Linked DNA regions of Mus musculus: region 1 is linked to region 2. The links are chromatin loops, found by intact Hi-C in ENCODE. Cell type or tissue: heart. All regions are shown on one strand. Each heading gives the region's core, and the rest is flanking DNA. Links, peaks and the distances in the headings are about the cores only. Region 1 has its middle 200 kb from the start of Gm34052. Region 2 has its middle 160 kb from the start of Gm38996.

Evidence for each region. Peaks named below come from ENCODE experiments on the same cell type or tissue, not always from the same donor. Only the 100,000 strongest peaks of a DNase experiment are listed, where the experiment ranks them.
Region 1: it touches region 2 in a loop (2.7-fold over the local background); 1 of 42 quality-filtered maps calls a loop at or near these places.

The regions. Positions count from the first base shown.
Region 1 is chr7:40,063,941-40,068,343 of GRCm38, reverse strand. No RefSeq gene overlaps it. Among named protein-coding and RNA genes, the nearest start is that of Gm34052, 200 kb to the right of the region's middle. In heart, for the core only: no CTCF peak of the experiment used is centred there; a DNase peak (open chromatin) is centred at 2,623.
Region 2 is chr7:40,135,243-40,139,645 of GRCm38, reverse strand. No RefSeq gene overlaps it. Among named protein-coding and RNA genes, the nearest start is that of Gm38996, 160 kb to the left of the region's middle. In heart, for the core only: no CTCF peak of the experiment used is centred there; no DNase peak of the experiment used is centred there.

The DNA of each region.
Region 1 (4,403 bases), core at 210-4,209, 71 kb after region 2:
TGGTAAACCTGGCAACAACTATTGGAAACATTGCAGCATCCATTCAAATCTTTATGAGAGCCAGTTCTTTTAAATAAACCTTTATGTACAACAAACAGCCTGCTTCAGACCAGTAAGACATACTTAAAATCGAGGAGTCCATCTACTCCTCTTTGCTTTTTAGTATGCCCCAGATTAAAAAGACCATTGGAAGTGATTTTATTGAATTTCTTGAGACACAGTCTCTATGTGACCTGAGTTGGCCTCAAATTCAAGATAACCCCCTGAGATCCCAGGTGCCGCCACCACCACCACCATCACCACCAAGCTTAGCCCCAAGTGGAGTTTAGTTAACACTGAGATTAGAAATGTCCAGCCTGGCCGGGCATGGTGGCGCAGGCCTTTAATCCCAGCACTTGGGAGGCAGAGGCAGGAGGATTTCTGAGTTCGAAGCCAGACTGATCTACAGAGTGAGTTCCAGGACAGCCAGGGCTACACAGAGAAACGCTGTCAAATTTTTCATTTTCTCATTCAACCATCTCTGATCTCTCATTGAGGTGTCCATCTCTTTATTCTGAGTCATGTGTCCTTTAAACATTCTGCAGACATAGGACCTTCTTTTCTCAGGTTGTATTTTGCCAAAGATAGTCTGTCAACAATTTACATTTTTAGTTTCTAAACAGTCTCTTTAGAAGATGAAAGTTTTCATTTGGAGAACTCAAATGTATTATTCTTTTGCTATCACAGTCAGTGTACTTTGTGTTCTAATGGATCTCTGCCCAGCCCAAGGGATTTGTTTTCCTTGTGTTCCAGAACGTTAGAGTTTTGTTTTTAACTGTGAGGCCCAGGAAGCCTTAACACTTAAGTCTGTGGCTCATTTTAAGATGATTTTTCTATGTGGTGTGAAGAAAGGATGGAGACTCCTGTTTACCTATATGATTGCTTACTGTCACTGCTCCATTTATTAAAAAGACACTGCTTTCCCCATTAAAGTAACTTCAAATTCTAATCAATTGATGAGATGTATATATACACTTCTATGTTTGGTGCTCCATTGATCTATAGGCTAGCCATACACCAGAACTACATTCTACTGACTGCTCATGCATTAAAATATCTGTTGAAATCTCACAGCAACAGAAGCCCTCTCCTAGCCTTCACCACACAGCAGTCCTCCCTCCCTTACTTACCTAGAGCTTGGGTATATATGCAGTTCACAGCTCAGAACCATTTAGGAAACATGACCAAGAAGTTTTATTGTGTTTTATTTGCATTGCATTGAAATACAACCAGAAGACACTTGTATTTTAAAGCATTGGAGTATCTCATTCAGACTTCTTCAATTATTTAATCAGCTCTTTCATTTCTCTAAACAATTGTTGGTAGTTCTGAGTGTAATTGTTTAGTTTAGGTTTTTTTTTTTTTAAATGTGTAATTTTCTGATGTCTCGTATCATTTGGTGGTATTCTTAAGGAAATTTTAACATAATTTAAAATGTTTTTTATTTATATTTTCTTTTTTATTATCGATTTTTATTAATTATGAGAATTTTATACAGTGTATTTAGATCATATTCACACTCCAAGCAATAGTTCTTAGAGCAGTATCCCAGACTTTTCCCAGATCTATTCTCAGCTCCTCGACCACTCAACTGCTCTCTGTCTCTGCCTGTCTCTGTCTCTCTGTCTCTTTCTCTCCATCCTCCCTTCCCTCCATATTTAAAAGCCCATCAGCATCAATTTGTGCTACCCATATGCTCCTGGGTGTGAGTCCATCCACTGTTCTATGCTAAGTTTTCTTTATTTTTAAATTTCCGTGATTATTATGTTTTTGAGACCCCGTCTAACTTTGTAGTCCCGGCTTGCCTGGAACTCACTATGTAGCTCAAGCAGGCCTTTAACTGGTGGCCAGCTTTATGGCTTTATGACCCAGGATTATGGCGTTTTCCTTATGTTCAAACATTTTCAAATATTTGTAAATATTTTCTAGTTCTACTTTTGTCTTTTCTTCCTTGTTTACTAAACATAAGTAGTTTAGCCTTTAATTACTCAAGTATAGATACCTTTTAATTACTAATTTCTGATTTAACTTCACTGTGAAATGTAGGTGTGTATAGCTTTAAAGCTTTTCAGTGCCGTCTACTCCCCCAGTAGTGGACAAGTTTCCTTTCTCAGAGCATCAATGATAGCTAAGATTGTTGGACATATTAAAAAGCATTTCTTGGCTATTTGTGTTTCTTCTTTTGAGAGCTGTCTGTCCGTTTCACTAACCCACTTATTGGCTGCCAGCTCTGCGGTTTTGTTGCTCAGTTAAATGGCAGACATCAATCGTAGACTTTCTTAGCTGAGTATCTCACCAGACCATGAAATTAATAAAGAAAATAAAAACTTGAAAAAATAATAAAGTAAAATAAAAACGGGACAAACTATGAGCTAGCAAGCAAAGCCCCTTGGTCTTAGAATGGTCTGAAGTTATCTTGGCACCTTACACTATGAGAGGCTAACGTCCTGAAGAGCTTAAATGCTTTTCTGTAAAGTCAGTCTCAGTCTACTACTGAGACGCTGAATCTCACAGAACTGCCTCCAGTTCCACAACAGACTTTGACGCAGTTTTTCCTGGGACTTGGAGAGGGCTTATCTGCAGCCCATTAGCTGTAATGTGTGCTTCCCCTGCCAAGTGATGGTCTAATTTATCCTCACGACCCAGTATCTGATGGATATCACATTTGTGGAGAAAGAAACACAAATCTGTTTCCTACTTAAAACATGGGATTTTTTTTTTGTAACGACCAATAAAATATTTAGTTTTTATCTGTACGGGAAAATAGCTACTGCTAATTGGAAAAGGGCTAGTGACTTAGTTAATTCAAAATGACTTAAGCATATCTAGACAGTTTCTTTAGAGAGGCACATTTGCTTAGTGTCACAGGCTCCTGTTCTAAAAACATCAATATTTCATTTACTAGAATCATTAAAACCAGTGTACTGATCACATCTCTGAGGCAGCCAGGCAGAGAGATAAGCATCTAGAACTTCCCTGAATAGACACCACCCACCATACTCGCCCTGGAAACGGAGTGTAGTGAATTATTTTCTCAAATCAAATATACTTTTGTCAGGAGTCATAGTTGGGGGAAAGAGAAGATTCTAGACTCAAGCTTATTGGTTGAAAGCTGAACATGATCTACCCCACTTTAGCATGAGCTAAGAATTATATTTTGAGTGTGTCTGTCAGATGTTTCTGAGGCATCATCTATTAAAACAATAATAATGATTATTATAATATCGTCTCCTCATCTTCCTCCTCCTCCTCTTCTTCTTCCTCCCCCTCCTCCTCCTCCTTCTCTTCCTCTTTCCAAGCAATACTAAAACATGGTTCTGAAAGCCCTGATTTTCAAATACATAAAAGTGGAAGAGCAGAAATGGTGAAGAATTTGGCACACTCGGAAATTAAACAACCATGCCCTCAGGCCTCAGCCAAATTCCAGAGCTCTGACCCATCTGCAGCTTTGTCTCTTCTGTCATCTGATGTCTGCATGTCCTGTGTGTCACTCCTGCTGTGCATTCCTCCTACATGAGCATATCCCTTGCCACTTGGATCTGAACAGATGACTACACGGTTTTTGTCCCATGTCCTTCATTCTGTTACTATCTGGGATGTTTGACCCATTTCCTGATATCCTGTTTATATCCTGTTTGTGCCAGGGAAATATGTCTATATATCTGGTCTCCTCCTGTTGGTTCCTTATGATTAGAGAACACATAATCACTGTGGAGTACATGAAACCATTTTTATAATAGAGCACATACTCTTTTACAAATGTATTATTACATTTATTTATTTATTTATTTATTTATTTATTTGGGGAGGGGGTTTACACGTGTGCCAAGCATGTTTAGGCAATTCAGAGGAAACCTTTTGGGAGATATTGCTCTCCTCCCACCAGGTGGGTACCAGGGATTAAACTCAGAGTGTTAGGTTTGGCTACTTTTAACTACAGAGCCATGTTGGTTATATCACAAGCTCTTTCACTCACATGCACATTTTTATTATACTTCTGATTACTTATATAATGACTTTACCATGAAAAAGACACTTCCTTAAATATTAAGTAGGAAATGTGTTTAAGTTCTAATAAAACTTGGTTCTGAGTATCAAAATAAAATTCATACTCACAATTATATCCAACTTTTCTTTCTATACTGGGCATCAAAACCAAGTCATACAGTTTATTAAGCAAGTAGTCTATACCAGCATTTCTATTTTTTGTTCATTTGTTGTTAGTTTTGATCTGCTTTTGTTTGCCTTGTGTCTGAGACAAAGTCTTGATCTGTAGCTCAGACTGGCCTGCCTGGGTTGATTGATATCTACTACTTCAGACTCTTATGTACTTCCCACCATCTGTCTAATGATATTCCAAAATG
Region 2 (4,403 bases), core at 83-4,082:
CAGCTACATATGCAGACAAAACACTTTATACGAATAAAATAAAGGGGAAAATAACTTTTAAATGAATCTATGTATGAATGTTGGAAAGCTAGAATCAACTGGAATACTCTGTAGCTGAAAAATGATAAGCAACTAAGAAAACACACACATGGTGGAATGCAATTTAAGACATAAAAAGGAGTGACATCTTACACATATAGTCACAAAACTGAAGTTGAGATAGATTTTACTCTCTAGTGGAGCCAGTCTCCAAAGTTACATAAGGCAGAATTCCATTCACATAATGATCAGCAAAGAAAAATAAAGGATGACAAATAGAGCACATATAGATAGTAAACTATAGGTTCATTGAGGTGCCATCTCACATCCTCTGAGCAAGGATGGCTGTCATACTTTGGGTATGGTATGAGTGGGTGCCTAACATGCATACTCTAGAGGCTCATCCTTAGGGTGGCAATGTGAAGACAGAGGAGAGCTTTAAAGAGATGGGACTTAGTGAAAGCTAATTAGGTACTGGGATATTAATCTCAATGGAAGTAATGTCTGGGCCTGGGATGTGATACTCACCTTTAACCCTAGCACTCAAGAGGCAAAGACAAGAGGATCTTTGATGCCAAGCTAGTCTACATAGTAAATTCCAGGTCAGCCAGGTTACATAGTGAGACTCTATCTCTAAAATAAAAAAAAAAAGTAATATGACTTCTTTTATTTAAAGCTTGAAATACAATTTATTTAAATTGGCCCAATTGGTTCAATAGTTGGAATAGGACAAAGAGACAATTATATAACAATCATTGTCACAAAGTGACATTATATCTTCAAAAAATAAAAAACAACAATAAAATTCTTGCACTAATAGTATCACTGGTTGGTGGACACATCATGTATAATTCATTATATATAATTTACCAATCATCTATCCACATCATCTGCCATCCATTGTCATCTGTTACCTATCATCTACCAACCATCTAACATGAATCCAAATTTTTAATTTATTTTTACAGATAAATGGTTTATTTCAGTTTCATAATTCTAGATTCAGGATGAGGAAGCCAAGGCAGCAGGAGCTTGAAGCCACTGATCTCATTGCTCCCACATCAGAAAGCAGAGGGCAATGAATTAATGTGTGCTCAGCTCATTTTCCCTTGTGATTCTGTTCAGGACACCAAGTCTCTCACAGGAGGCTGGACTTCAGTCAACATAATCAAGATAGTCCCTCACAGATATTCTCAGAGTCCTGTTTTCAAGGTCACTCTAGATTGTGTTGACAATTAACTCTTAAAATCACAGTCCTACTTTATTAAAACTATATATTCTAACTGTGTGTTAGTGGTGCCAGGAATTGATCTGGGGCCTTGTGTATGTTAGGCGCACTATGCTATCCCTCAACCCTTCAAGAATGTGTCCACCTGGTTAAACCGTAGAAAGGAAACATACTGTTGTGTTAAGACTTGTTAGTACTGGTAATATCATGGATTTTCTAAATTGTTTTTTGCTTATCTGTATTTCCTAATTCTGTATAATTAACATGAGCTATTTTGTAATTTAAGTTTTTTTTTCTTAATACAAAAACTAAATGTTTATCTTTCTCTCACTCTCTGGACTGAGGCCATCCTTAGCACAGCTGGAGCATTTGTGGGCTAGAGTCACATTCTGGACCCTGGGAACAACTTCTTAGACCTGACTATGACGCACCTGCGTGTAAGGATCCACAGTCCACACTTACTTCAGTAACACTCTGACTTACCATGTCCCTGAATGTCCCTGTATCCACCTGATCCTGTGACAAATTATCCTGGATCACCATTTAGACAATAACCACTTTGATCCCACAGCCACTAAAAGAGTCCAGGCTTTACCCAATCATCCTGAGTGATGCCTCCTATTGGCTGGCTGGGCTTTCTGCACAGATACTTTCATTTCAGTACCACCTTTCAAAATATACCCCATTACCTTCCTTTCTTTTAACTCATCCGCTCACATCCCGCTCACTGCCCCCCTCCCTGTCACCCTCTCCCATAATCCTAACTCCCACTCCCTCCTCTTCTCTTCTGAGCAGGTAGTGGCCCTTTAGATCTCTCCCATTCTGGCACATCAAGTCAGGATGGGCTAGGCTAGGACCTTCCTCTCCCACTGAGGCCAGACAAGGCAGCCCAGCTAGAAGAACATAACCCAAGGACAAGCAACAGCTTTTGTCATAGCCCCCACTCCAGTTGTTCAGATCCATATGATGACAAAGCTGCACATCTACTACATATGTGCAGGGTAGTCTAGGTACAACCTGGGTATAGTCTTTGGTTGGTGGTTTAGTCACTGAGAGCCCCAAGGGTCCAGGTTTGTTGACTCTGTTGGTCTTTCTGTGGAGTTTCTATTCCCTTCAGGGCCTGCAATCCTTCCCCCTATTCTTCCATATGAATCCCAAGCTCCATTCACTCTTTAGCTGTGGGTATCTGCATCTGTCTGAGTCAGCTGCTGAGTGGAACCTCTCAGAGGACAGCAATGCTAGACTCCTGTTTGTACAGAGTATCATTAATATAATCAGGGATCATTTATACAGTGCTTGCTCATGAAAGGGTGTCAAGTTTCAGCAGTTATTGGTTGGCCATTCCCTCAGTCTCTGCTCCATCCACTGTCTTTGCATTTCTTGTAAACAGGATAAATTTGGGGTGGAAAGTTTTATGGGTAGAATGGTGTTCCTATTGCTCTATGGGGAGGGAGGGGTTTTCATGCCTGGTTACAAGATTTGGCCATTATCTCCAATCTCCTTATTTCCAATGCTGTGAGTCGCAGCTAAGGTTACCCCCATTGATTCTTGGGCTCCTCCCTTACCCCAGGTCTCTGTCACATCCTGGAGATGTCTCCCAACCTCTGCATCCCTACCAGTTGCAGATTTCCATTCATTCTCATAGCCATCGGCCAATCTTTCCACACATCTGATCCTGACCCCCCTCCATTCCACTCCTCATCCCTTCTCCCACCCAGTTCCCCACCTGCATCTTATGACAATTATATTCCTCCTTCTAAATGAACTTCAAGCATCCTTGCTTGTGCCTTCCTTCTTGATTAGCCTCTTTGGTCTGTGGAGTGCAGCATGGGTGTCCTGTATTTTATGACAAATATCTACTTATAAGTGAGCACATACCATGCATGTCCTTTTGGGCCTGGGTTACCTTACTCAGGTAAGATCCACCCATTTACCTGCAAAATTCATGATGTCTTTGTTTTTAATAGCCAAATAGTACTCCATTGAATAGATGTACCACATTTATTCTATTCATTCTTTTAGCTGAGGGACATCTAGGTTACTTACAGTTTCTGGCTATTATGGATAAAGCTGGTATGAAAATAGTTGAGGAAGTGTCTTTGTGGGATGTTGGAGCATCTTTTGGGTATATGGCCCAGAGTAGTCTAGCTAGGTCTTGAGGTAAAAGGATTTTCAGTTTTCTGAGAAACCACTAAATTGATTTCCAAAGTGGCTGTACAAGTTTGCACTTCCACCAGCAATGGAGGAGTGTTCCCTTTGCTTCACATCCTTGCCAGAATGCACTGTCTCTAGAGTTTTTTATCTTAGCTATTCTGATGGATGTAAGGTGGAGTTGTTTGGATTTGTAGTTCTCTGGTAACTAAGGACTTTGAAGATTTCTGTAAGTGCTTCTTGGCCATTTGAGATTCCTCTGTTGAAAATTCTCTGTTTAGCTCTGTATCTCATTTTTAAATTAGGTTATTTGAGTTGTGAGTGTCTAACTTCTTGGGTTCTTTATAAATTTTGGATATTAACCCCTGATAGATGTAGAGTTGGTTAAAATCACCTCCCAATATGTAGGCTGCCATTTAGTCCTATTGGCAGTGTCCTTTGCCTTACAGAGCTTTTCAGTTTCATGAGGTCCCATTTATCAATTGTTGATCTTTGAGCTTGAGTCATTGGTGTTCTGTTCAAGAAATCGTCTCCTGTACATTTGAACTGTTTCCCACTTTCTCTTTTATTAGATTTATGTATCTGGTTTTAGGTTGAAGTCCTTGATGCACTTGGACTTTTGTGCAAAGTGATAATTATGGATCCATCTTCCTTATTCTACTTGTAGACATCCAGTTAGACCACCACCATTTGTTGAAGATGCTTTCTTTTTTCCAGTGTACAGTTTTGGCTTCTTTGTCAAAAAACAAATGTCCATAGGTACATGGGTTTATTTCTGGGTCTCTGACTCTATTCCATTGATCAACATGTCTGTTTCTGTACAAATACCATGCAGTTTTTATCACTATTGCTCTGTAGCACAGCTTAAAGTCAAGGATGGTAATTCCCCCTGAAGTTCTTTTACTGCTTGGGATTGTTTTGGCTATCTCAGGCTTTTGTTGTTTCATATAAAGTAGAGCATTGTTCTTTGAAGGTCTATAAAAGC